Linked DNA regions of Homo sapiens: regions 1, 3 and 4 are each linked to region 2. A link is a contact called in ENCODE Hi-C or POLR2A ChIA-PET data. All regions are on one chromosome and are shown on one strand. The core of a region is the stretch at or near the end of the contact, and the rest is flanking DNA. Distances in the headings are between cores, read along the strand shown.

Evidence for each region. Hi-C counts contacts between places; a loop is a spot of excess contacts on that map. ChIA-PET counts read pairs that join two places held with the same protein, here RNA polymerase II (POLR2A). Pooled maps may share reads with other maps.
Region 1: a pooled map shows a loop between it and region 2 (6-fold over the local background). The contact joins two enhancer-like sites. A Hi-C loop is called at or near these places in 2 of 50 pooled maps. POLR2A ChIA-PET finds 5 or more read pairs at or near these places in 3 of 52 experiments (HEK293T, PC-9 and activated CD4-positive, alpha-beta T cell).
Region 3: POLR2A ChIA-PET joins it to region 2 with 11 read pairs in activated CD8-positive, alpha-beta memory T cell. The contact joins two enhancer-like sites. POLR2A ChIA-PET finds 5 or more read pairs at or near these places in 7 of 52 experiments (A673, AG04449, HEK293T and 4 more).
Region 4: a map with no recorded cell type shows a loop between it and region 2 (7-fold over the local background). The contact joins two enhancer-like sites. A Hi-C loop is called at or near these places in 3 of 37 single-sample maps with no recorded cell type and 7 of 50 pooled maps. POLR2A ChIA-PET finds 5 or more read pairs at or near these places in 7 of 52 experiments (A549, A673, Caco-2 and 4 more).

Annotation. Positions count from the first base shown.
Region 1 is chr10:72,367,682-72,374,753 of GRCh38, reverse strand. MICU1 (mitochondrial calcium uptake 1) reads left to right here. Exons shown (of 12, transcript NM_001195518.2): 12 at 6,399-7,072. The coding sequence ends at 6,559. Among named protein-coding and RNA genes, the nearest start is that of DNAJB12, 16 kb to the right of the region's middle. Within about 2 kb of position 4,418, at least 3 of the 41 ENCODE cell types and tissues checked have a DNase peak (open chromatin) inside an H3K27ac peak, as active enhancers do.
Region 2 is chr10:72,293,942-72,301,388 of GRCh38, reverse strand. No RefSeq gene overlaps it. Among named protein-coding and RNA genes, the nearest start is that of DDIT4, 24 kb to the right of the region's middle. RefSeq lists enhancers at 2,910-2,999, 2,612-3,268, 3,920-4,219, 5,224-5,518 and a silencer at 3,290-3,559. Within about 2 kb of position 4,053, at least 39 of the 41 ENCODE cell types and tissues checked have a DNase peak (open chromatin) inside an H3K27ac peak, as active enhancers do; they include A673, where a contact is called at or near this core.
Region 3 is chr10:72,195,585-72,202,150 of GRCh38, reverse strand. ASCC1 (activating signal cointegrator 1 complex subunit 1) reads left to right here. Exons shown (of 10, transcript NM_001198800.3): 5 at 5,162-5,340. Among named protein-coding and RNA genes, the nearest start is that of ANAPC16, 17 kb to the left of the region's middle. Within about 2 kb of position 3,665, at least 2 of the 41 ENCODE cell types and tissues checked have a DNase peak (open chromatin) inside an H3K27ac peak, as active enhancers do.
Region 4 is chr10:72,168,265-72,175,609 of GRCh38, reverse strand. All of the region lies in intron 5 of ASCC1 (activating signal cointegrator 1 complex subunit 1), which reads left to right. Among named protein-coding and RNA genes, the nearest start is that of ANAPC16, 44 kb to the left of the region's middle. Within about 2 kb of position 2,246, at least 5 of the 41 ENCODE cell types and tissues checked have a DNase peak (open chromatin) inside an H3K27ac peak, as active enhancers do; they include A673, where a contact is called at or near this core.

The DNA of each region.
Region 1 (7,072 bases), core at 3,169-5,668, 73 kb before region 2:
TTTTATTTACTATATTACCACCCTCTCTTACCCCACAGCCAGTATTTGTTGTTCATCATCCTCCAGAAAGCTGGGCTAATGGAATTCAAGAGCCTGCTCAAAAGCTCCAGCCTATGGAGCTTCCCTTTTGGTCCCAGCATAAGAATCACTTCTGGGCTTTTTTATTCCTTAACATGGTTCCCTGAGCTTTTTAAGGGTAGTTGCAAGTCCTTTTCACCTTCCTACCCCCCATAGGACCTTGGATAGTACTTCTCACATAATAGGTGTTCATTAACTTGAATTATTTATGTTATTAAGTTGAACTTGAGTTATTTAAATCTCTAGCCTTGGCCTGGCGTGGTGGCTCATACCTGTAATCCCAGCACTTTAGGAGGCTAAGGCAGGAAGATGGTTTGAGCCCAGGAGTTTGAGACCAGCCTGGGCAATATAGTAAGACCATGTCTCTACAAAAAATTTTAAAAATTAGCCAGGCATGGTAGCACATGTGTGCCTATAGTCCCAGCTACTCAGGAGGCTGAAGTGAGAGGATCGCTTGAAGCGGGGAAGTCAAGACTGCAGTGAGCCATGATCACACCACTGCACTACAGCCTGGGTGACAGAGTGAGACCCTGTCTCAAAAAGTACAATTAAATAAATAAAATAAATCTCCAGCCTATACCTACAAAACCAAGGTTGAACTCAAAGGAAGCCCTAGGGCTAGGTTAAAGAGATGGCCTCACTCTCAGGTAGGGGTGGGTTTATTCTCTAGAGCTGCCCTGTCCACAGTATGATACCACCAAGGCACATGTGGCTATTAGCTACATTTAAATTTAAACTAGCTAGTGGCTACTGTATTGAATAGCACAAATATAAAACATTTCCCACATCGCAGAGAGTTCTAATGCACAGCAGTGCTGTAGACATATATTAACTTTCTCCAGATTTTTGTTTTCACTCCAATCACTTCTAGGTGGTTTAAATTTTTTCCAAAAAACATTTATTTTTATTATTTTTATAATTTTTGAAGCCAATATCCAAGACCTGGTCTGTGAAGTAAATATGGGAATAAATGCAACTAGCTTCTCAAGTCCCCCCTTTTCCCTAGAAGTCCTGGAAAATGATGTTTGATTTTCTAGCTTTTTAGAAAGAGGTTCTGTCATTATCTACTTAAATCACCTTTGGAAAATTATTTAACATCTCTGAGATTTATTTTCTTAATCTAGAAAGAAAAAGTATACTTAACAAAAAGCCGTTGTTATTTTTACCACTGCAAGATCTTAGGTCAAAATGCCAAAGGAAAGCCTGTAGAGTGGCTCACAACTGTAATCCCAGCAACTTGGGAGGCTGAGATGGGAAGATCACTTGAGGCCAGGAGTTCAAGACCAGCTTAGGCAACATAGCGAGATCCCATCGCTACAAAAAATAAGTTTAGCCAAGGTGTGGTAGTGTGTGCATGTAGTTCTAGCTACTGGAAAGCTGAGGTGTGAGGATCACTTGAGCCCAGGAGTTTGAGACTGTAGTGAGGTATGATCCTAGCGCTGCACTCCAGCTTGGGCAACAGAGCAAGACCTCATCTCAAAAAAAAAAAAAAAAATGAACAAACAAAATAAAGTGCCAGGGGATGGAGAATTCGATTTTCAAATAGACTTCTTCATCACAGATTTTAGAATTGAACTCACAAATCACACATGCATGCAAATAACATACAGTTATAGACCTGGTTCACAGTAACAAAATCCACTCATAGTGGTCATGTGGTCCTTACGGAAGCAGAAGGTAAACCCATAGTAGTTTGAATGAAGTGACTTCATATTTTTTCATTTTCAAGCTTCTTTTTCTTTTTTCTTTTTTTTTTTTTTTTGAGGCTCACTCTTGTTGCCCAGGCTGGAGTGCAACAGCAACAGCACGATCTTGGTTCACTGCACCCTCTGCCTCCTGGGGTCAAGCTCTTGTTGCCCAGGCTGGAGTGCAATGGCATGATCTCGGCTCACTGCAGCCTCTGCCTCCTGGGTTCAAGTGATTCTCCTGCCTCAGCCTCCCGAGTAGCTGGGATCACAGGCGCCCACCATCACACCCGGTTAATTTTTTTTGTATTTTTAGTAGAGACAGGGTTTCACCCTGTTGGCCAGGCTGGTCTTGAACTCCTGACCTCAGGTGATCCACCTGCCTCAGCCTCCCAAAGTGCTGGGATTACAGGCATGAGCCACCACACCTGGCCTCAAGCTTCTTTTTATACAAAGTGTAAGAATCCTGTTTAGAACTTTCTGTTCTCTTAATTACATTTTTTTTTAAATTTGTTTTTGTTTTTTTAGAGAGAGGTCTCACTATGTTTTCTAGGCTGGCCTCAAACTCCTGACTCAAGTAGTCCTCCCTTCTTGGCCTCCCAAAATGGTGGGGTTATAGGCGTGAGCCACCACACCCGCTCTGTCACCAGGCAGGAGTGTGGTGGTGCGATCATAGCTCACTGTAACCTCAAACTCCTGAGTTCAAGTGATCCCCTCACCTCAACCTCTTGAGTAGCTTCAGAGGCACATGCCACCACACCTAGCTAATTTTTTTGAATTTTTTCGTAGAGAAAGAGTCTTGCGATGTTGCCCAGGCTCGTCTCAAACTTCTGGCCTAAAGCTGTCCTCTTGCTTTGACCTCCTGAGTTGCTGAGATTACAAGCATGAGCCACCACACCTGGCCTACATTTATTTTTTTCTTTTTTTTTTTTTTCGAGACAGCATCTTGCTCTGTTGCCCAGGCTGGAGTGCGGGGGCATAATGTTGGCTCACTGCAACTCCCGCCTTTCAGACTCAAGCAATTCTCCCACTTCAGCCTCCAAAGTAGCTGGGCCTACAGGCAGGCACCACCATGCTCAGCTTATTTTTTAACTTTTTGTAGAGACAGGGTCTCACTATATTGCTCATGCTGGTCTTGAACTCCTGGGCTCAAATGATACTCCCACCTCAACCTCCCAAAGTGCTGAGATTACAGGTGTGAGCCACTATGCCCCACCTTGGCCTATATATATATATTTTTTTCTTTGAGATGGAGTTTCACTCTTGTTGCTCAGGCTGGAGTGCAATGGCACAGTCATGGTTCACGGCAACCTCTGCCTCCCGGGGTCAAGCAATTCTCCTGCTTCAGCCTCCCAAGTAGGTGGGATTACAGGTGCCCACCACCACGCCTGGCTAATTTTTCATATTTTTAGTAGAGATGGGGTTTCACCATGTTGGCCAGGCTGGTCTCGAACTTCTGACCTCAGGTTCTCCACCCGTCTTGGCCTCCCAAAGTGCTGGGATTACAGGCGTGAGGCACCGTGCCTGGCCTCGGCCTACATTCTTGATAAGCCAAATTATTCATTACTTTTCAGCCAAGCAAGGCTTTTTTTTTTTTTTTTTTTGAGACGGAGTCTCGCTGTGTTGCCCAGGCTGGAGTGCAGTGGTGCGATCTCGGCTCACTGCAAGCTCCACCTCCCAAGTTCACGCCATTCTCCTGCCTCAGCCTCCCGAGTAGCTGGGACTACAGGCACCCGCCACCACGCCCAGCTATTTTTTTTTGTATTTTTAGTAGAGACGAGGTTTCACCGTGTTAGCCAGGATGGTCTCAATCTCCGGACCTCATGATCCGCCCGTCTCGGCCTCCCAAAGTGCTGGGATTATAGGCGTGAGCCACTGCACCCAGCCCAAGCAAGGCTATTTTTTAACTTTTTATTATATTGCAATATAATATATGGAAAAGTACAATTTCTTTTTTTTTGAGACAGAGTCTGACTCTGTCACCCAGGCTGGAGTGCAGTGACGCCATCTCTGCTCACTGCAACCTCCATCTCCCAGATTCAAATGATTCTCATGCCTCAACCTCCCAAGTAGCTGGAATTACAGGCGCCCACCACCATGCCCAGCTAATTTTTTGTATTTTTAGTAGAGACAGGGTTTACCACGTTGGCCAGGCTGGTCTTGAACTCCGGGCCTTAAGCAATCTGCCCGCCTCGGCCTCCCAAAGTGCTGTGATTACAAGCGTGACTCACTGTGCCCAGCCTAAAGTACAAATATCTTAAGTGTACAGCTTGGTAAATTTTTAAAAAGCTGAACACACTTGTATAACCAGCATTATTTAGAAACATCACATTACCAGGACTATAGAGCCCTACTTGGTACCTCCAGTCACTTCCTTCCCCAAGAGTCACCACTTTTCTGACTTCTAGTAACACAGTTTTACCTTTGTACTTTATATAAATAAGCCAAGTGTTTTTTTGTTTTGGTTTTGGGTTTTGTTTTGTTGGGTTTGGTTTTGGGTTTTGTCTTGCTGTGGGGGGTTTCCTGTCTCTGAGGATGCCCATACTCTCTTCAGCCAGAAAACATGAGCCAGTTTAGGTTTTGGGTACTCTACAGAAGTAAACCATTTATTCCTTCTTACCACACTCTTCCCAGACCAATCATGAGTAGAGGTAGGTTTGTGGGTTTCCTGCTATCTTATCACCACCAGTAATGGGTGTCATTATTTTAATCAACAGGCCCCTGGGTGTCTTGCAAAGGGTGACTGTACCTCTGCTATTACAGTGGTTACTGTTCTGTGTGGCTTGGGTGGTTTCTAATTAAAACAGATGCTCTTGGCCAGGCGCAGTGTCTCACGCCTGTAATCCAGCACTTTGGGAGGCCAAGGTGGGCGGATCATGAGGTCAGGAGATTGAGACCATCCTGGCTAACACGGTGAAACCCATCTCTACTAAAAATACAAAAAAAATTAGCTGGGCATGATGGCGGGTGCCTGTGGTCCCAGCTACTTGGGAGGCTGAGCAGAGAATGGCATGAACCTGGAGGGGTACTTGCAGTGATCCGAGATCGCACCACTGCACTCCAGCCTGGGTGACAGAGTGAGACTCCGTCTCAAAAAAATATATATGTACAAAAATTAGCCGGGCATGGTGGCATGCGCCTCTAGTTGCAGCTACTCAGGAGGCTGAGGCAGGAGAATCGCTTGAACCTGGGAGGCGGAGGTTGCAGTGAGCTGAGATCGCGCCACTGCACTCCAGCCTGGGCAACAGAGCAAGACTCCGTCTCAAAACAAACAAACAACAACAACAACAAAAAAAAAAACAGATGCTCTCCAAAGTTTCTTCCAGCCCTCTGACACTGAAGAGGGTGGATTAGGAAACCATGAGAAAATGGGCTCAATCCAAAGCCAAAGTTTGATTTTGGTTTTCACCACGAAACCCCCTCACCATCTCTCCATTACAGCAGAGAGACTATTGCAGCAGTCTCCTAACTGACCCCAATATTCCAGGTGTGCCGCCTTCCAATCCATCCTCACACAACCAGCCAGAAAAATCTGTCCAAAATGGAAATCTGCCTGCTTCTTACTCCCCTGCTTCCAGTTTTTTTCTGATGTTCCATTGCCTGGAAGAGAAAGTGCCAGACCTTTAGGAGCAATACAGACCCTGGGGGGACCTGTCTCCTGCCCACCTCTTTTTTTTTTTTTTTTTTCCAAGAGACATGGTCTCACTGTGTCACCCAGGCTGGAGTGCAGTGGTCATCATAGCACACTGCAGCCTTGAGCTCCTGGTGATTGCCGCAATCACCGGGTGGTAATCAAGCGATCTTCCTGCCTTAGCCTCCCAAGTAGCTGGGACTACAGGTGTCCACCACCATGCCCAGTTAATTTGAAAAAAATTTTTAGAGACAGGGTCTCGCTATATTGTCTAGGCTGGTCTTAAACTCTTGACCTCAAGAGATCCTCCTGCCTCAGCCTCCCAAGTAGCTAGGAAATCAAGCACAAGCCACCACACTCAGCTCCCTGCCTTCCTCCTTAGTTTACTTCCCATGCACCTGCTTCTTTAGTGTCCAGCAATACCTAACTGCCTACTTGCAGTTCCCTGGCAGCCACGCTGTATCCTGCCTGTACTCATGCTTATGCTGCTTCTCCTCCCTGGAATGCCTCCCTCATCTCCCCTTAACTTGGCCAATTGCTGCTAATCCTGTGAGATTCTACTCAGGAGTCACTTCCAGGAAGCCTTTACTATCTGTATTTGCATTACCCTCAGCCAGGGTGGGAGATTCTTCCTCTGTGCCCCCCATAGCATCCTCCGTTTACCCCACACTGTGGTATAATAATTTGTCTCTCCTACAGCCTGGAAGTATTTCCAGGGACAAAGCACAAAGCTCATTTATCTCCTTGTTCTAAACACCTGGCACAAGACCTGGCATATACTGTATTTTCATTCAACTTTTGTCACACTACACTGAACTGTCACTGAGTTGCAGTTGGAAATATCGAGGAAGGAATAAACTAATGAATTCTAGGATAAGAGAATTGAGTTTGGCTGTGGAGAATGTCTGGGCTTTGAAATCCACTTTGTGTGGACAATGGAATTATATCAGTGGTGTTGTTCCAAGGCCAACACTTATCCCTGTTGTTTTTGCCTCTTCCTCTAGGCAATGGCGAACTGAGCAATAAGGAATTTGTTTCCATCATGAAGCAACGGCTGATGAGAGGCCTGGAAAAGCCCAAAGACATGGGTTTCACTCGCCTCATGCAGGCCATGTGGAAATGTGCACAGGAAACTGCCTGGGACTTCGCTTTACCCAAACAGTAACCCCACACTGCAAGAGGGGACCCCTCCACCCCCAGTACCCTGGACCCCCTCCGCAGAGTCTCGGCAGAGCCCTTTGTGCTGCTGCTTCTGGAAGTAGTCCCCCTTCCTCCCGGGATGACCTCAGGACTCTGTCGGTTTCCCCTCTTTACCCTTCCCCGTCCCCGTGTTCTGCTGGGCTCTGATTCTGCCCAATGAGTATCCCCATAGGTTCTCAAAAACATGAACAAGTCTGTAAAGCTCAGACATTTGTCAGCCTCAACAGCACCACCCATTCAAGCATCCTGTGGATAAAGAATTCAGGGAACCATCCACACACCTGCCAACCCTGGGAAGCATCCAGTTCTCAAATCGTTTTTGCTATGGATTTATACTAACAAGAACATTCCTTGACTTCCCTCCTGCTGGTGTTTTAAAGCCACAAGTAGGGAAGATATCTGGCAGGCAGAAAGAAGTCTGTGATGATAAACAATGATGAGGATGACCTAGGCACCCTACGCTAGTGTGAGAAGCCTG
Region 2 (7,447 bases), core at 2,804-5,303:
CAGAGTAGCTACAGTGTCCATTGGTGCATTCGCAAACCCTGAGCTAGACACAGCGTGCTGATTGGTGTGTTTACAAACCATGAGCTAGATACAGAGTGCCGATTGGTGTATTTACAATCCCTTAGCTAGACATACAGGTTCTCCAAGTCCCCACCAGAGTAGCTAGATACAGAGTGTCCATTGGTGCCTTCACAAACCTTGAGCTAGACACAGGGTGCTGATTGGTGTGCTTACAAACCTTGAGTTAGATACAGAGTGCTGATTTGGTGTATTTACAATCCCCTAGCTAGACATAAAGGTTCTCCAAGTCCCCACCAGACTCAGGAGCCCAGCTGGCTTCACCCAGTGGATCCCGCACCAGGGCCGCAGGTAGAGCTGCTTGCCAGTCCCGCGCCGTGCGCCCGCACTTCTCAGCCCTTGGGTGGTCGATGGGACTGGGCGCCGTGGAGCAGGGGGCGGCGCTCATCGGGGAGGCTCGGGCCGCACAGGAGCCCACGGAGAGGGGGGAGGCTCAGGCATGGCGGGATGCAGGTCCCGAGCCCTGCCCCGCGGGGAGGCAGCTAAGGCCCGGCAAGAAATCGAGCGCAGTGGGCCGGCACTGCTGGGTGGGCCGGCAGTGCTGGAGGACCGAGTACACCCTCCGCAGCCGCTGGCCCGGGTGCTAAGCCCCCCATTGCCCGAGGCCGCTCCTAATGCGGGGCCCGCCGAGCCCACGCCCACCGGGAACTCGCGCTGGCCCACAAGCACCGCGCGCAGACCCGGTTGCCACCGGCGCCTCTCCCTCCACACCTCCCTGCAAGCTGAGGGAGCCGGCTCTGGCCTTGGCCAGCCCAGAAAGGGGCTCCCACAGTGCAGCGGCAGGCTGAAGGGCTCAAGTGCCGCCAAAGTGGGAGCCCAGGCAGAGGAGGTGCCGAGAGCGAGCGAGGGCTGTGAGGACTGCCAGCATGCTGTCACCTCTCAGAATGACTCTCAGTGTCGGGCCTCATTCTCTCAACGTTACACCTGTGGGAATAATCCATGCAGTTATATGTAGGTGTACTTGACAGTGTTAACTTCCTTTTTTTTTTTTTTTTTTTTTTTGGAGACAGAGTCTCGCTCTGTCGCCCAGGCTGGAGTACAATGGTACGATCTCAACTCACTGCAACCTCTGCCTCCTGGGTTCAAGTGATTCTCTTGCCTCAGCCTCCCAAGTAGCTGGGATTACAGGCGCCCACCACCACGCTGGACTAAGTTTCATATTTTTAGTAGAGATGGGGTTTCACCACGTTGGCCAGGCTGGTCTCAAATTCCTGATCTCAAGTGATCCGCCTGCCTCAGCCTCCACAAGTGCGGGGATTACAGGCGCACACCACCACGGGCCCAGCTAATTTTTTTTTTTGTATTTTTAGTAGAGGCAGGGTTTCGCCACGTTGGCCACGCCGGTCTCGAACTGCTGACCTCGGGTGATCCACCCACCTCAGCCTCCCAAAGTGCTGGGATTACAGATGTAAGCCACTGTGCCCGGCCTTTTTTTTTTTTTTTTTTTTCAAGACAGAGTCTCACTCCATCAGCCAGGCTGGAGTGCAGTGGCGTGATCTTGGCCCACTGCAACTTCTGCCTAACAGTTGAAGCGATTCTCGTGCCTTGGCCTCCCGAGTAGCTGGGACTACAGGCGTGTGCCACAACACCCGGCTAATTTTTGGATTTTTAGTAGAGATGGGGTTTTACCATATTGGCCAGGCTGGTCTTGAACTCCTGACCTCAAGAGATCCGCCCTCCTCAGCCTCCCAAAGTGCTGGGATTACAGGCGTGAGCCACTGTGAGCCGGACAGTGTTAACTTCTAATCCAATACTTCTCAAAGTGGGGTCCTGAGAAAGGTTCTTGGGGTTCTGTGAATCTGCCAGTTAGAGAAAAGTGTATGTGGGTGCCTGCTGATTCAGAAGGGGGCTGAAAGCACCCAACTGTGGAGCACACAGCCCTGTCTTTGGTATTCACTTTGCAGCCTGGGCCTTGCCTAAAGTTGTAGTCCACACTCCTAGACTTGTTCTTCGGAGCCACTCTCAGGGATGCCTCTAGGCTTTGCAGACAGGTGGCCTCTAGGCCTTTGCTCCCTCTGCCTGGGATGGCGACCGTCCCCTTGCTTGGCTGCCTAGCAAGCACTCTGCATCTTGTGTTGGGGTTGCCTCCGCTGTGAGGCCTTCCCTGACTTCCCTGGGCCGACTCAGGCACCCCTTCTCCTGTGCTCCCCTGTGCTTTGTCCACGTCACCCCTGCAGCATTTCTCACATCATGTGGTCCCTGTAGGGTCTGTCTCCCCATTAGACTGTGGGCTTCTGGAGGCCACGAGCGTGGGGCAACACTGGACTCCCTCCCAGAGTGACTGAGGAGGGAGTTAGACACATCCCCACCCAGGGCCATCAGAGGCCAGGGCAGGGTTCTGACCCCAGCTCACCTGCCTCGTTAAACATGGGGCTCAGTTGCCCCTGACATCCCTGCACCATCAGCAAGGGTGGGCAACGTCAGAACTGCGGGCTGGGGCTTCCCTGGAAGGGCCCCGCTTGGGCCCAATGCCAGGCCCCACGGCCCAAGGGTGAGCTACTTTAGCAGGCAGGCATCAGTTTTCTCATTTATGAAATGGGGACAATGAACCTGGTCACCTTCCTCTTCCTGGGAAGAATACGAGGTTAATGAATGCTGAAGACCGGACATGACTGTACCTAAGGTGGAGTGCAGGCTGCCTGAGGCAGGGGAATGACCCTGGTGATCCTTAGCTCTCTCTTCCTGCGGGACACTGAAGGACAGTGTGAGACCCACAATTCAGCGCACCTGCTCACCTTGGTTCCCCATCCTGCCCTGGGTGGGTCTTGGCTTGGAAACCCTAATCCGCTTACTAAGCACCGACCCCACTCCGTGCCCTGCCCGTGCCATGTCCACTCCACTGCACTGAACTGGGTTTCTTTGTCCGTTTCAGCAGACCCTCCTCATCGTGTCCCTCTTCCAGGCAGCCTTCTCTTATAAATTTTGGGCATGCTGGGACTTGTCTACACTGTTGGCAATTGTCAAGGCTTTAGGTCCGAGTTGTTCCTCAACTTCTGACCCCCACCTCATGCTAACAGGACTGGGGCCACAGCGCGTGACTGCAATGTGGCCAGTCCTGGGAGAGCCGGCCTCGCCCCGCGGGGAAGCGGGCGGCCCCTCCGTTGCCATGGCAGCCGAGAGCACCCCCACGAGGCTCCTCATTGGCCACCAAGTCGAGGTCCCGCCTCCGCCATCAGAAGGGACCAACCAAGGCAGACCGGGTGCGACCCAGTTGAGGGATTAGCGGGTGACGCATCTCTCCCAGTCCCTCATGGAGACCCGCGCGCCCGCGATCCTACGGGCGCAGCCGTGGCCCTGGGTCGGGGTCACGCTCGCTGGGCGCGCCTCGGGCGGGGCTGGGGAGGTGCGGAGCTGGGGGGCGCCGCGGGAGGAGGCCACTCAGGCCGCTGGGGAGGGCCGGGCTGCGGCTGGGAGGTTTCCGAGGACGGTCAGGCGGAGGCGGAGGCCGTGCAGGAGGCGGAGGAGGAAAACTATTAAGGAAGGGGGTGGAAGGGCCCCGCTGGCTGAAGACCGCTGAGCTCAGGCGGTGGTAGGACCCTGGGCACGGAGTTGCATGGAACCCTGTTCGAATCCTGCTCTGCACCCGCTTGCGCTGTGGCCTCGCGCACGCGAGCCTTCCTGCCCGGGGGAGCGGGAAGGAGGGAGGGGAGCGGCGAACATCTACTTTGTGCCGATCCTTTTGCTGAAAACCCTAGTTTTCTCTCCAGGATTCCCTCAAAACGACCCTGAAATAGGTGGATGCTATCCTTAGCCCCATTTTACAGATGAGGAAACAGGTTCAAAGGAGGCTACGTGAGAAAAGCCTCGAGTGAGCTCAGTTCCCAGATGTGAGAATGATGTGGCCGGGTTGGTGGTTATCTGCGGGGGGAAGTAGGAGGTGCCCTGCCCACCCCCACGCTCAGGCATCCTGGCCGGCCCGGAAGGAAGAGTTCGTGCCAAGCCGTGAGACTCGGTGGTTTCCTGCAGCAAATCTGCGTCAGGCTCTCTCTGGGGGGTTAACCGCCGCAAACTGGTAACAGCGTCAGAAAGGGGAAACCGAGCTTTATCTGCGGAGGTCCCTGGGCCAGGGACAGCAGATTAAAGAACATGGAGGCAGGGCGCGGTGGCTCACGTCTTAAACCCAGCACTTTGGGAGGCCGAGGCCGGAGGATCGCTTGAGACCAGGAGTTTGAGACCAGCCTGGGCAAGATAGGGAGACCTCTTCTCTAAAAATAAAAAATAAAGAAGATGGAGCCCGCCCCTCGGGAAGGAGGGAAGGGAGAAAGTGTTTCTAACTCCTTATTGTCCTTTCTCTTCTTTTCTTTTCTTTTTTTGAGATGGAGTTTCGCTCTTGTTTCCCAGGCTGGAGTGCAATGGCGCGATCTCGGCTTACCGCAACCTCCGCCTCCCGGGTTCAAGCAATTCTCCTGCCTCAGCCTCCTGAGTAGCTGGGATTACAGGCATGCGCCACCACACCCGGCTAATTTTGTATTTTTAGTAGAGATGGGGTTTCTCCATGTTGGTCAGGCTGGTCTCAAACTACTGACCTCGTGATCCGCCCGCCTCAGCCTCCCAAAGTCCTGGGATTATAGGCGTGAGCCACCGTGCCTGGATCCTTGTTATTTCAAAACAGGCTGAGGTTCCCTCTGGAAGCCCCATTTAAGAACAGACCCATGGCCGGGCGCGGTGGCTCACGCCTGTAATCCCAGCACTTTAGGAGGCCGAGGCGGGCAGATCACCTGAGGTCCGGAGTTTGAGACCAGCCTGACCAACATGGAAAAAACCCCGTCTCTACTAAAAATACAAAAGTAGCCGGTCATGGTGGCGCATGCCTATAATCCCAGCTACTCAGGAGGCTGAGGCAGAAGAATCGCTTGAACCCAGGAGAAGGCAGAGGTTGCGGTGAGCCGAGATCGCACCATTGCACTCCAGCCTGGGCAACAAGAGCGAAACTCCATCTCAAAAAAAAAAAAAGAAAAAAAAGAAAAGAAAATTCACCATATGAATGTCAGACTCTTAATGATGCAAATGCCAGAAAACCTGACTCAAACTGATTTATGCTAAAAAGGGAATCTACTGGCTCAGGAAACTGAGAACCCCAGGCATGACTCGATCTGGCGACACCACGACGTCATGAAGACTCATTTCCCAGAGTCTTTGTACTTGTTTGTACTTTGCCTTTGCTGTCTTGGGAAGTGTTTGGGCTCCATGAGCACCTGCTGCAGCTGCAGGGGCACATCATCCCAAGTTCCAGTTGAGTAGAAAGAGGCTCTGTCCTTGGGAATTGTGACACATGTCCCGGGTTTCACTGTAACTGGACAGTTGGGGTCATGTGACCACACAGATACCAGGGGCAAGGCAGGAATAACCCTGTGTTGATTGGCAAATCTGTTCACAGGCCCCACACCTGCAGCCTCACCTGCTCCAATGGGCTGAAAAGGAAGGAGGGAAGAGGGTTTCTCCAAAGGAGGAACTGAAGAGATATTGAATGGGTGCCCATTGGTAACACCCCAATGCCAGGGCTTCAGAACCCACCTCCTGACCCCCTCTGCACCTTGTACTACAGGTGCCAGTCAGGGGGAAACGGATTGGAAAGTGAGGGTCTTGCCCTGGGAGAGTGCCCACCCCTTCCTCGCTGGTCCCATGTCAGTCGTCCCAAGTCAGTCCTCATCACATCCAGTGCCCATCCCCCTCCCCACCCCCTCACCCTGGCTCCTGTTGCTCCCTGGAGGGTCCTTGAAGCCCTTCTGGTTGCTGTAGCCCGGGCGACTGCCTGCCATGCCTCCGAAGGCCCTCCATGTTTAGCTGGAGTGATGCAGTATTGGGGGATCCAGTTGCCTCTCGTTTCTCCAGCAGAGGGGAGCTTCCTCAGGGACTGGCACTATGTTCTCCCTTCCTCTGTGTGTGGTCCCTCTCTGGGACCAGGCAGGATTTGTGCAGTGGGCAGCAGGCGTGATTTTGAGGGACCCTAGGAAGGACCTTACCTACCCCTGTATGCCTTACTTTTTAAAATCCCATAATTAGATGGGGTTTCACTCCTTTAATTCCTGTTACGATTCATATGCCTCTGAGAGAGAGTATAGTAGATCATTTCTTTTTTTTTTTGAGACAGAGTTTCACTCTTGTCGCCCAGGCCAGAATGAAGTGGCACAATCACGGCCCACTGCAACCTCCACCCCCTGGGTTCAAGCAGTTCTGCCTCAGCCTCCTGAATAGCTAGGATTACAGGCATGTGCCACCCCACCTGGCTAACTTTTGTATTTTAGTAGAGACAGAGTTTTGCCATGTTAGCCAGGCTGGTCTCGAACTCCTGACCTCAGGTGATCCACTTGCTTCGGCCTCCCAAAGTGCTAGGATTACAGGCATGAGTGGAGCATAGTAGATCTTATCATTCATTTACACTTTAGTGTGAAGTAGTTCACAGCATCCTTCCTGAGAGCAGGCACATATTAGGCACTTGATCATGGACATCATGCCTAATGTGTGCCCTGCTCTTATTGAAAAGCCTTTCATGCATTATCTCATTTAATCTTCACAACTCTGTGAGGTAGGAACTAGTATAATCCCTGTTTTACAGATGAGAAAACTGAGGTCCAGAGGAGTTAAGGACCTTGCCAAAGGTCTCCAAGCAGTGGAGCAGGGATGTGAACACAAGAAGTCTGGTTCCAGAGCCTGCACTGCCTATCCCTCCACTGAGATAATCCCTAACACTCTTTAGTTGACAAATGTATTCATATACATTTTTTGGGTCTCCCTACAATTCAGCGAGGTAGTTGCTATGGTCACTCCCATTTTATAGAGGAGAATATTTAAGTGGCTAAGTTCAGTCAATAGTGAGCAGCAGGTCCAGAGTTTAGACCAGTGCCCCATTTCAAATGGGCTCTTCTCCCTGGACCCCACACAGCACCTGGTAAGAGGAGAGCCTTGAGTCAGTTCCCTGGTGTCCTGGGGACAGAGGGAGAGTGTGGTGCGGATGGAAGCTGGGAGCTTCCAGAACAAACTCAACCCTTCCTTCATTCTTCCTCTTCTCCCTCCTGCCTTCTCTTCCTTCTTTCTACTCATTCATTCATCCACCTGACCACCTGGTAAGGGTCAAAGCTGTGGGTATGACCATAACAAGTGTCCCTCAAAGAGCTGACAGGCTAAAAACTGGCGGGGCAAGGTGGCTTATGCCTGTAATCCCAGCTCTTTGGGAGACTGAGGTGGGAGGATCACTTGAGCCCAGGAGATCAAGGCTGCAGTGATCCATGATTGCACTCTAGCCTGGGCTACAGAGTGAGACTGTCTCAAAACAAAAACTAACAACACATGCTGTTTGTTGAGTGTTAATGGTGAGTAAGGCTCTGTGCTGAGTGCTGAGCATGCCACACCCTCACAACCATCTTTTTTA
Region 3 (6,566 bases), core at 2,416-4,915, 99 kb after region 2:
CTCCAATAATTCATTAACCCATTTTCTTTTTCTTTTTTCATTTAAAAATTTTTATTTATTTTTTATCCAGACAGGATTTCACCATGTTGCCCAGGCTGATCTTGAATTTTTGGTTTGAAGTGATCTGCCTGCCTCAGCCTTCCAAGGTGCTGGAATTACAGGCATGAGACACCATGCCCGGCCTTTTAGTCCTTTATTTTATTTTATTTTATTTTTGGAGACAGAGTCTCTGTTGCCCAGGCTGGAGTGTAGTGGCATGATCACAGCTCAGTGTAGACTCTACCTCCTGGACTCAATCAATCCTCTCATCTCAGCCTTGCATAGCTGGGTCTACAGGAACACGCCACCACACCTGGCTAATTTATTTGTATTTTTTGTAGAGACAAGGTTTTGCCACATTGCTCAGGCTGGTCTTGAACTCCTGAGCTCAAGCGATCTGCCTGCCTTGGCCTCCCAAAGTGTTGGGGTTACAGGCAAGAGCATGTCGCCCAGGCTAGAGTTGATTGGCTCCATCATAGCTCACTGTAGCCTTGAACTCCTGGGCTCAAGCAATACTTTTCCCTCGGCCTTCCAAGTAGCTGGGACTACAGGCGCTTAGCACCATGCCCAGCTAATTTTTAATACTTTTTGTAGAGATGGGGTCTTGCTATGTTGCCCAGGCTGGCCTTGAACTCCTGGGCTTGAGCGATCCTCCTTGGCCTCCCAAAGTGCTGGGATTATAGACAAGAGTCACTGCGTCTAGCCCCATTTTCCATAAATGTTCATAGATTGTATTGTTTTTGCATAAAAAATTATAAGTACTCTTTTTCATTTTATGTTATGTGAGAATAATCACCTTGACTGGGGACAGTGGCATATACCTGTACTTCCAGCACTGTGGGAGATTGAGGTGGGAGGATCACTTGAGACCAGGAGCTCCAGGCTGCAGTGAACTGTGTTCATGCCACCACACTCCAGCCTGGGTGACAGAGTGAGACCCTGTCATACACACACACACAAAAGAATAATCACCTTGACAGCAGATAAGTAGCAATTGACTTTTTGGACAACAGTGCTGTCCCAAAGAGCTTTCTGTGTTGATGAGAATGTTCTATATCCATGCAGTGTAGCACAGGAGCCGCACGTGTCAGGTACTGGTCATGCGTATGACTTTGAGTACTTGAGATATTGCTAGTATGAAAGGAACTGAATTTTTTTTTCTGAATTTTTACTTTTACTGAATTCTGATTAATTTAACTAACTAGCTGCATGTGGGCTCCCATATTGGCCAGTGCAGTGACACAGTTTTCTCTAGGTAATGTCAACAAACTCTAGCATTAGAACTTTTAACAGCATTTGGAAGGACTTTTATTAAAGTAAATATTCAGTTTATTAGAATTATAAGTGCAAAATTTTATTTTCCTTGAGTTTTAACATTCAAGTTACAAATACCAAGGTCATTTTATAATTGCATTAAAAGTTACTTCATCTATTTTTTTTTTTTTTTGAGATGGAGTTTCGCTCTTGTTGCCCAGGCTGGAGTGCATTGGCATGATCTTGGCTTAGTGTAATCTTGGCTCAATGCAACCTCCACCTCCTGGTTTCAAGTGATTCTCCTGCCTCAGCCTACCAAGTAGTTGGGATTACAGACATGTGCCATCATGCCTGGCTACTTTTGTACTTTTAGTAGAGATGGGGTTTCTCCATGTTGATCAGGCTGGTCTCCAACTCCCGACCTCAGGTGCAGCCAGCCTCAGCCTCCCAAAGTGCTGGTATTACAGGTATGAGCCACTGCGCCCAGCCCTAATTTTTTCTGATTATAAAATTAATACATGCTTTCAAAAAAGAGAAAGCTTGCAGAAATTATATATAAGGTATACATGGAAGTCTCTTATAATACGAACCCCAAACATAATTGCTATTAACACTTGTTATATGTTCCCCATTTTTTCTATTTGTGTAGTAAGTTATATAATATTTTTTATTGCAGTAAAATTATAACGTGGTGTAAATGTGGAGACCCTAGCCATTTTAATATACTAGATTCATTCCAGAACTTATCCAGAAAAGGGTAGACAGGCTATAAAGACTCCATTTTAACTTAGCACAAATGTTGCAGTGTGAAAAACTAGTGTGTCAGGCTGGGCTTGGTGGCTCATGCCTGTAATCCCAACACTTTGGGAGGCCTAGGTGGGAGGATCACTTGAGCCCAGGTGTTCAAGGTCAGCCCGGGCAACATGGCAAAACCCCATCTCTACAAAAAAATACAAAAATTGGCTGGGTGTGGTGGCACATGCTTGTAGTCTCAGCTACTTGGGAGGCTGAGGTGGGAGGATCTTTTTATCTGGGAAAGTCGAGGCTACAGTGAGCCAATCGCACCAGTGCACTCCCTCCTGGGTGACAGAGCGAGACTGTCTCAAAACAAACAAAAAAACAGAAAACAAAGAAGAGAAAATAAAAACTAGGCAGGCGTGTTAGCTCATGCCGGGGTGGGCGGATCATGAGGTCAGGAGATTGAGACCATCCTGGCTAACACGGTGAAATCCCGTCTCTGCTAAAAATACAAAAAATTAGCCGGCCAGGCCCAGTGGCTCACGCCTGTAATCCCAGCACTTTGGGAGGCCGAGGAGGGCACATCACAAAGTCAGGAGTTTGAGACCAGTCTGACCAACATGGTGAAACCCTGTCTCTGCTGAAAATACAAAAATTAGCAGGGCATGGTGGTGCACACCTGTAATCCCAGCTACTCAGGAGGCTGAGGCAGGAGAGTTGCTTGAACCCGGGAGGCGGAGGTTGCAGTGAGCCGAGATCGTGCCACTGCACTCCAGCCTGGGAAACAGAGTGAGACTCTGTCTCAAAAAAAAAAAAAAAAAAAAAAAAATTAGCTGGGTGTGATGGCATACACCCGTATTCCCAGCTACTTGGGAGGCTGAGGCAGGAGAATTGTTTGAACCTGGGAGATGGAGGTTGCAGTGAGCCGAGATCGTGCCACTGCACTCCAGCCTGGGCGACAGAGCAAGACTCCATCTCAAAAAATAAAAATAAACATACAAAATTAGCTGGGTGTGGTGGCTCACACCTGTAATCCTAGCATTTTGGGAGGCCAAGTTGGGTGGATCACAAGGTCAAGATTTTGAGACCAGCCTGGCCAACATGATGAAACCCTGTCTCTCCTAAGAATACAAAAATTAGCCAGGTGTGGTGGCACGTGCCTGTAATCCCAGCTACTCAGGAGGCTGAGGCAGGAGAATCGCTTGAACCTGGGAGGCGGAGGTTGCAGTGAGCCGAGATTGTACCACTGCACTGCAGCCTGGGTGACAGAGCAAGACTCTCTTGAAAATAAAATAAATAAACTGGCTTATTGATCTTGTAGAGAAGTAAAGTATATAGAAAAACCAAATGTATTGGTTAGAGTAAATTGAATTGTGATGTGAAGTCAAGTCTGCAGTTGCATTCGTGTGATATTTGCTCTGATTTACCCATTTCTTTTGTGTCTCCTAAATTAGAGAAATCAGAGAAGGAAATGATCTGGTAGCTTTTAATCCTCTAGACAAGGATCTGGTCTTGTCTGTTTTGAAATCTCAGGCAATGGAACATCAGAAGCTTCTCCACCTCCAACCACTGTAGAGACAGAGTTTCAGTAAATTGCCTAGGCTGTCTGGAACTCCTGGCCTCAGGCAATCCTCCTGCCTTGGCCTTTGCCCCAGAGTGCTGGGATTACAGGCATGAGCATGCCTTGCCTTCTTTCTTTCTTTTCTTTCCTTCCTTCCCTTCCCTTCCCTTCCCTTCCCTTCCCTCCCCTCCCCCTCCCCTCCCCTCCCCTCCCCTCCCCTCTCCTCCCCTCCCCCTCCCCTCCCCTCCCCTCCCCTCCCTCCTCACCCCTTCCATCTGCTCCCTTCCCTCCCCTCCCCTCCTCTCCCTCCTCACCCCTTCCATCTGCTCCCTTCCCTCCCCTCCCCTCCCTCCTCACCCCTTCCATCTGCTCCCTTCCCTCCCCTCCCCTCCCTCCTCACCCGTTCCGTCCCCTCCCCCTTCCCCTCCCCTCTCCCTCCCCCCTCCCCTCCCCTCTCCCTCCCCCCTCCCCTTCCCTTCCTCGTTCCCCCTCCCCCCTCCCCTCCCCTTCCCTGCTCCCCCTTCCCTTCCCTTCCCTTCCCTTTTTCTTTCTCGGTTTTTACTTATTTTGGGTATCCCTAAGGGTAGAATTTCTGGGTTATATGGTAAGTCTATGTTCAACTTTATTTATTTATTTATTTATTTATTTATTTTGAGACAGGGTCTAGCTCTGTTGCCCATGCTGGAGTGCAGTGGCGTGATCTCAGTTCACTGGAACTTCCAGCTTGCTAGTTCAAGCCATTGTTGTGCCTCAGCTTCCCAAGTAGCTGGGATTACAGACATGTGACACCACACCCAGCTAATTTTTGTATTTTTAGTAGAGATGGGGTTTTGCCATATTGGCCAGGCTGGTCTTGAACTCCTGACCTCAAGTGATCTGCCCACCTCAGCCTCCCAAAGTGTTGGGATTACAGGCGTGAGCCACTGCACCCAGCTATGTTCAACTTTTTAAGGAATTACCAAACTTTTTCATAGTGACTACACCATTTTACATTCCTACTAGCAAGGGTTTGCTTTGTAGTACTTGAATTCATTTTTCTACTTTATAAGCTGTCTTAAGGATATTCTTTTTTTTTTTTTTTTTTTTTTTTTGAGATAGAGTCTTGCTCTATTGCCCAGGCTGGAGTGCAGTAGCACGATCTTGGCTCACTGCAAGCTCCACCTCCTGGGTTCCCTCCATCCGTGCCTTAGCCTTCCGAGTAGCTGGGACTACAGGCGCCCGCCACCAGGCTGGCTAATTTTTTGTATTTTTAGTAGAGGTGGGGTTTCACTGTGTTAGCCAGGATGGTCTCGATCTCCTGACCTCGTGATCCACCTGTCTCGGCCTCCCAAAGTGCTGGGATTACAGGAATGAGCCACCGTGCCCGGCCAAGGATATTCTATTTTTAAGCCTCATTCTGCTTACATTGAATTAATTAGCAGTTTTCTTATATTTGTTATTGTCCCCTGTTTAGATTCATATACGCATTCAGAACTGCTTTAGCTCCTCAGAGGTGACAGTATCAAGAGGTCCTGTTTTATAAGCATTTGGGGGTCCTTGAGCAGTTTACCCTTTCTTCTTTGTTTACAGTAATCACTGGCCAGCATCGAAATGGTGTAATTTCAGCCCGAACACGGATTGATGTTCTTTTGGACACTTTTCGAAGAAAGCAGCCCTTCACTCACTTCCTTGCCTTTTTCCTCAATGAAGTTGAGGTTCAGGAAGGATTCCTGAGATTCCAGGAGGAAGTACTGGCGAAGTGCTCCATGGTAAGTGCAAACAAAGCAAGAAGGTTAAAAAAAAAGTTAAATATAAAAAGAATACAAAAATGGTTCATAAATCAAACAGTAGGGAGTTATAAACTTCTTCCCCCACCAAAAAAGATAACTATTTCTTTTGGCTTCTTATATTGAACTGAAAAAAAAAGTGTATGGACATATCAGCTCATAAGTTTCTATATATTACAGAAATGTCTTTAAAAAATTTTAACACATATCGGGCCAGGCGCAGTGGCTCATGCCTGTAATCCCAGCACATTGGGAGGCCGAGGTAGGCAGATCACTTGAGGTCAGGCGTTCAAGACCAGCCTGGGCAACATGGTGAAACCCCGTCTCTACTAAAAATACAAAAAAAATTAGCTGGGTGAGGTGGCATGTGCCTGTAATCCCAGTTACTTGGGAGGCTGAGGCAGGAGAATTGCTTGAACTTGGGAGATGGGGGTTGCAGTGAGCCAAGATCGTGCCACTGCAGTCCAGCCTGGGAGACAGAGTGAGATGCTGTCTCAAAAAAAAAAAAAAAAAGATTTAAGACACAAATGGCTCATCCTAATAGACACACTATTCTGCATCTTTTGGGTGGTAATGTTAATGAGATGCCATTATCTGTAGATCTTCTGACTTTGGGCGGTCATGGCTCATTTGGGATTAGTAACTAAAAGACAAATTTGCATGTAGAATTGCCATACTTAGATAACAGTGAAATGCTTGTGACCAGGATAATAGCAGATAATCCAGATTAGAAAACAAGTTTTAAACTCATTTTGGATATCAGTTAGTTGATTTTAAAAAATGTATATTGATTCAAAAAAGTATGAAAGCAATATGTTTATTATAGAAAATTTAGAAAATACAGAAAAGATTAATAAAAAATCATCCATAATTCCACTACTGAGAGATGCTGTTACATGATTGCTATATATGTGTGTGTATCAATGTGTCTGTACACTCACATACTTTTTTTTTTTTTGAGACAGCGTTTCACTCTTGTTGCCCAGGCTGGAGTGCAATGGCTCGATCTTGGCTCACTGCAACCTCTGCATCCCGGGTTCAAGCAATTCTCCTATCTCAGCCTCCTGAGTAGCTAGGATTACAGGCATGCGCCACCATACCCGGCTAATTTTGTATTTTCAGTAGAGACAGGGTTTCTCCATGTTGGTCAGGCTGGTCAGTCTCGAACTCCTGACTTCATTGCATGCCGGCCTGGGGAAGAAGAGTAA
Region 4 (7,345 bases), core at 997-3,496, 120 kb after region 2:
TCCACGTTTTAAGAACCTCTCCACTTTCTTGTAATTATGTATGAATAAATAGAATTTATAAGCCAGGAGAAACAAAACCCTTTTTTCTAAAGCTTATACAGCTTAACACAGTATTTCGTTAATAACACATAGTGACTTGCAAATCAAAGTCAGCTTTTCTGAACATTCTTAAAGAATAATGGAAATGACTCAGCAGAGCCTAATTTAGCTTCCAGTGCTGCTTTAAAAGGGAGAGCAAAGATGGCATTTGTCTAGTGCTGCACAGTCATGTAAAAAGGAAGAGGGGGAAGCTTGTATTTATTCCATACTACTGTGTGCCAGAGACTTCATATGTGTTTCATCTGCAGAGCAAACCTGAGACAGAAGTATTGTCTGTTTTATAGATGATGAAATTAAGCTTCATAGCAACTGAGTAACTCACCTAGGGTCATGCTGCTGATAGGTGGCAGAATTTGAACATAGGCCTGTCTGGTTGCACAGCCAAATGCTCTTTTCATCACTTTGCCTTATTTGAATAACTTCTTTAGATGAATGAACTTCATATCACCTGCCCAGAAACAGTTCTACAAGATTTGGCCATAAAAAAAGAAAGAAAATACAACGAGTATAGGGGAAGCATGCATATTTTCTCTTTTTCTTTGCATAGAATATCAGAAAGTGAATTGGTAGATCCCTCACACATAATCTATTTTGTTAGCAGATAATTATTTAGGTTTTGTGGGAACATGTAAAAAGTTTGTAGGTCCTTTGACTTACAGGTAAACCAGGCCACCTCCCTTATTTTACAGAGGAGGAAGCCGAGGCTAGAGAAGTGACATGACTTGCCTAATTACAGCTGGTTTGTGACAAAGTTAGAATTAGAACCCTAGGCTCTCTACTCCAGGTTAAAGGCACAAACGTTTGTTATACCTGGAGTTCCTAAAAGATGATATATGTGAATATGATTTGAGAATTATTTTTTGTCTCTGGCAATTGGCATGTACCACCAAGGCAGAGAGCTATAAATTATTTACATTCTGGGTGCTACACATTTGGATCAGATTCTTCACTAGCATGTAGTGGAGTGTGAGCTTACAGGTCTATGTCTGGAGAGAGGCCTCCCTTCTACTTGCTGACAGCTCTGGCAGTTGCACCTGTGTTGTATCCCATCTCATGGAAAGGATGGTTGAGCTTTAAGGAAGCAGAGAATGCTTCATGATGGACCAATCCATACTGCTGTCTACTGCCCTTTTCCCCAAGCTTGATATGTGTAGATTTTATTATGTCTTGTTAATTGTTCCTACTGATAGTATTATTAGCAGTTCTGCCCCACTCGAGCCCAGGGTGCTGGATTAAAAGTGATGCCAGTGAAGGGCCTGTGATGATGTGGTGACTGCTAGTGGTAAATCATGAGCTGCAGTTTGAATGAGAGGGCTAAGCTCCATGCACTCAGGACTGATGAGTCAGGACATGACCTTGAACTCGGTGAACTGTGACTTAGGCATGTACATAAGTTTTCTTTAGAGGAAGCTTTCGCATGCATGGATGAGGCCTTATTTAACAAGAAAGAAACTGAGGCTTAGTGATGTTGTGACTTAGTCATAAAGAAACATGTTTATTTTCATAAACAAAACTGCCCCAGGAAATTCCTGTTACTTCACTCTTTGCTTCTCCCTGCTGGGTGGAAGGTCAATACCATTAGAACTTTCAGGCGCCAGCCTGGGTGGCCAACCTAATGGAGTAAGATAGTTCCAGCTCCAAGTAATGGCAAGCTTGGAGCAGGGCCCAGTGTAATTAAACCCCTGCAGTAAAGAATTTGATGTTCGTTGGTCTTCATTCATCTCAGTGAATGGGCTTGGGGCAGGAATATGATGATATATTCCGAGCAAAGAAAAACAGTGGCTCTAGAGATTTATGCCGTTGCCTTGAAGGTTGTTTGGTTCCAAATTAAATTTAGATAATTCAGTAAGAGAAAAGTTTCTCTTGGTAGATGGCATTGTGAGGTAGGGCAGAATTTAGAGCGTTTCTCCATTCATTAAAAGACTGTCCAGTGGAGTTACTTGTAAATTATATAGTCTACAGTAGAGTTAAGGATTATTTGAACCCTTATGACTCATAATTCCAAAAAGGACTTTCGATCGTGTGACCCTTAGGTGTCCTGTCTGTACCTTGTCTTGCTCCATTGCCTTCTGTGTGTTTTGTTTCCCAGTACTTGGTGTTTTGGTGTTTTCTTGGCAAGTAAACTCAAGTTGACTAGAGTGCTAGGCTCCCAAAGGGTAAGGCAGGGAAAGCAAAGTTGTAGAACTTCCTTTTTCTAGCTGGGTATTAGAGCAAATTTATGCAAGAGAAAGTTGAAGAATAAAGAGAAAGAAAAAGGAAGAAAGAGCAATGGAATATCAAAGTGACTGAGATAGTAAGCTGGGAATTTTAAACCATTAGGCCATTTTCCCCTTATGTTTCCTAGTCATTTCCAGGTCTAGAAAGGTACTTGTGTGCACTTTCAGGCCTTTAGAATTGAGTCTGGCTCTACTAGTTAAGTCTTGATTTGGCATGCTAGTGACAGGGCATTTCTTTCCCTCATTTTTCTCTCTCTAGTCACTATATTTTATATATAAAAAAATATAAGAAATATATATATAATATAAAAATATTGTATATAACATATATAAAAATATAAAATATAATATATAATATAAAATATATAATATATAATATAAAAATATAATATATAATATATATAATATAAAAATATAATATATAATATATATAATATAAAAATATTATATATAATATAAAAATATAAAATATATATTATATATAATATAAAAATATAATATATAATATATAATATAAAAAATATAATATATAATATAAAAATATATAATATATGTAATATATATAATATAAAAATATTATATATAATATATATATTATATATTTTTAGAGGAACTAGTGTAATTTTACCTTTAAAACATCTCAACATTGGGCTGGGTGCAGTGGCTCATGCCTGTAATCCCAGCGCTTTGGGAGACTGAGGCCAGCGGATCACTTGAGGCCAGGAGTTCAAGACCAGCCTTGTCAACATAGCGCAACCCCATTTCTACAAAAGAAAAAGAAAAAAAGAAAAAAAAGCCCAACATCTATAAAAGCTTAAAAACAAACTGTTTCCTCTTTTATTTGTGCTTAGAGTTTTTCTTTTTTTTTTTTTTTTTTTTTGAGACTGAGTTTTGCTCTTTTGCCCAGACAGCAGTGCAGTGGTGCAATCTTGGCTCACTGCAACCTCTGCCTTCCGGGTTCAAGCGATTTTCCTGCTTCAGCCCTCGAAGTAGCTGGGATTACAGTTGTGCACCACTAGGCCTGGCTAATTTTTTGTATTTTTAGTAGAGACGGGGTTTCACCATGTTGCCCAGGCTGGTCTCGATCTCCTGACCTCGTGATCCGCCCGCCTCGGCCTCCCAAAGTGCTGGGATTACAGGCGTGAGCCACTGCACCCAGCCTTGTGCTTAGAGTTTTTCTAAAAAAACTTCAAAATTGTTAAATGTAACACACATCAGAAGACGATACAGAACAAATGGATGCTTTTATAACCACCGTGTAGGCTGGAGATACAATCTTATCAGCACCCTAGACTTCCTTGTCTTGCCTTTGTCTTCTTCCCCTGAAGGGTAACCACTGTCCCAACTTTTACAGTAATCACATCCTTAGTTTTCTTTAGTTTTATCACCCAAGTGTATTTCCCCAAAGATGCCTTAAAAAACATTTTGGGAAGGGGGCATGTGACAGGCAGAACAATGGCCCTCCAAAGATATTCACATCATAATCCCAAAACCGGTGACTATTACCTTTTATGGCAAAAGAGACTTTGAGATGTGATAAAGTTAAGGATGTTGAGATGGGTCTTTATAAGGGAGTTGGGCTGGGCGCGGTGGCTCACGCATGTAATCCCAGCACTTTGGGAGGCCGAGGTGGGCAGATCACTTGAGGTCAGGAGTTCGAGATCAGCCTGGCCAACATGGTGAAACCCCATGTCTACAAAATTAGCTGGACATGGTGGCGGGTGCCTGTAATCCCAGCTACTCAGGAGGCTGAGGTAGGAGAATTGCTTGAAGCCAGGAGGCGGAGGTTGCAGTGAGCTGGTATCTTGCCATTGTACTCCAGCCTGGGCGACAGAGCAAGACTCCGTCTGAGAAAAAAAAAAAGAGGAAATCAGGAAGGTCAGAGTCAGAGAAGGAGAGGTGACGATTAAAGTGGAGATTGAAGTGATGTGACTCTGAGCCAAGACATTCAGGTAGCCTCTAGAAGCTAGAAAGCTCAAGGAAGTGATTTGCCCTGGAGCCTCCGCAAGGAATGCAGCCCTGCTGACTCATGTTAGACTTCTGACCTCCAGAAGATGGTAGGATAAGTTCGTATTGTTGTAAGCCACAAAGTCTGTGGTAATTTGTTATAGCACCAATAGAGAATTTATACAGGAAGTAGTTTTAAACTCACAGAAAAGTTGAAGAAAAGAATAGTATCCTTTATTCAGATTCACCTATTGTTAATATTTCACTATTTGTTTTCGTATTCCATTTTTATCTTTCTCAACTGCTTTAGAGTGAGTTGCACATGTCATAGCCCTTTAACCCTAAATATTTCAAAATATTTTAATTAAAAATATTGGGGGGGGTGGGATCTTGCTATGTTGTCCAGGCTAGTTTTGAATTCCTGGTCTCAAGCTATCCCCTCAGCCTCCTGAGCAGCTGAGACTATAGGCGTGCACCACTGTGTCTGGCAAAATTTTTTTTTTGCATAATAATGTTATAGTTCTCAACCTCAATACGTTTAACATTGATAGTTTTATCTAATTTACCATCCACGTTCAAATTTTGTCACTTAATCCAGTAATATCCTTTGTAGCATTTTTTCCCTCTCTAGTTTGGGATTCAGTCTAGGATTAGGTGTTGTATTTAATTGTCATGTTTCTAGCCTCCTTGAATCTGGAACATTTCCACAGGCTTTCTTTGTCTGCCTTTCTTTCTTTTTTTTTTTTTTTTTTTTGAGATACAGTCTCACTCTGCTGTCACCCAGGGTGTAGTGCGGTGCTGTGAGCACCACTGCACCTTGAACTCCTGGGCTCAAGTGATCCTCCTGAGTAGCCAGGATTCCAGGCACGGTGCCACGCCGGCTCTTTGTCTTTCTTGACATTGGCTTTTTAAATAGAATGCTTCTCACTTTTGATCTGTCTGGCATTTCCTCATGAGTAGACTTAGGCATTCCTGGATGGAGCATTGCATAGGTGATAATGTGTCCTTCTTAGAGTATACAGTGTCCCTCATTGGTGATGTTAATTTTGACACCATCCAGTCAGTGTTGATTAATTTCTTTATAGTTACTATATTTTTACCTTTCAACCGATAAGCAGTCTAGAAGAGGACATTTTAAGACTATGCAAATATTCTGCTCCTCAACAAAATTTCTCCTTAGATTTAACATCCTTTAATGATTCTTGCCTGATTTTTTTTTTTTTCTTTGAGACGGAGTTTCACTCTTGTCGCCCAGGCTTTAGTGCAATGGCACGATCTTGTCTCACTGCAACGTCTTCCTCCTGGGTTCAAGCAATTCTCCTGCCTCAGCTTCTTGAGTAGCTGGGATTACAGGCACGTGATACCATGCCCTGCTAATTTTTGTGTTTTTAGTAGAGACGGGGTTTCACCATGTTGGCCAGGCTGGTCTCGAACTCCTGATCTCAGGTGATCCGCCCATCTTGGCCTCCCAAAGTGCTGGGATTACAGGCGTGAGCCACCACGCCCGGCCTTGTGTTTGTTGATTCTTTCTTAACCCCCTCTAGTGTGGATTTGATATTCATTTAAAATACAGTTGGGTTTATTTTTAGTTTACTTTCAAATTAGGTTTCTTTCCCTTTTCCATACTTGTTTATTTTATGTTTGAATATGTAGACCATTAACGTGCTTCCAAAAGTCAAAACTATGTAAGAGGCATACATACCCAGAAGTGTCACACATTCTTGTATTCTTTCTGCCCCTTTCTCCTTCATCCCTTGTGGGTGACCAATATCATTGTTTTCTGGTTTATTTGTCCTGTGTTTTTTTTGTAAAAATAAGCATATATATATTAATGTATGTTTTCTTATTTTCCCTTCTTTCTTAAATGGTAGCAAGTATAGAAGCTCTTCTGCACTTGTCTTTTTTTTTGAGACAGGATCTTGCTCTGTCACTCAGGCTGGAGTGCAGTGGCACTATCACAGCTCACTGTAGCCCCGACCTCTGGGACTCAAGTGATCCTCCCACTTCAGCCTCCTGAGTAGCTGGAACTACCGGCATGCATGTGCCACCACACCCGGCTAATTTTTGTATTTCTTGTGTAGACGGGGTTTCACCTTGTTACCCGGGCTGGTCTCAAGTGATCTGCCCACCTTGACCTCCCAAAGTGCTGGGATTGCAGGTGTGAGGCAACCCGCCCTGTCCTGCACTTTGCATTTCTCATTTAATAATAGGTCCTGAAATATCACTCCAGATCATTGTATACATGTGTTTATACATAGTTTGCAACCATTCTATACTTGAGCATTTAAGTGTTCTGCAGTAATGCTGTAATGTCTAACCTCATGCATACATATTTTACGTTGTTGATGTATCTTCAGGATAAATTCCTAGAAGTAGGATTGTTGGGTATATTAATCTGCTCAGGCTGCTGTCATAGAATACCACAGACTGGGTGGCTTAAACAATAGAAATTTGTTTTCTCTTAGCTCTAGAACTTGGAAGACTAAGATCAAGGTGCTGGCAGGGTTGCTTTCTGCTATAGCCTCTTCCTGGCTTGCAGATGGCCACCTGCTTGCTGTGTCCTCATGCGACTGTTTCTCTTTGCCGGCCTTTTCTCTGTGCTTTCTCACTCATGGTGTTTCTTCTTCTGAATAAAGACACCAGTCCTGTTGGATTAGGACCCCACCCTTATGGCCTTGTTTAACTTTATCCCCAAAAGGCCCTGTCTCCAAATACATTTACATTGAGTGGAAGGGCTTCAGCATATGAATTTGGGGGGCACACAATTCAGTCTAGAGCATTGGGTCAGATGGTAAATACTTATTTATAGTGTCTTTTGTTTTGTTAGATATTGCCAAATTTCCCTCCACAGGGATTGTACCATTTTGCATTTCTGCTAGCAATGTATGAAAGTGCCTGTGTCCCTACAGCCTCTCCAACAGAGTGTATTGTGAAGCTTTTGATTTTTTGTCAGTTTGATGGGTGAGAAATGATATTCAGTGTAGTTTTAATTTGCATTTTTTAAATGAGCAAAATTATATGTCTTTCTACATGTTCGAGTCATTTTTATATCTTTATTCATGTGAAGTGTCTGTCTTTTGCCT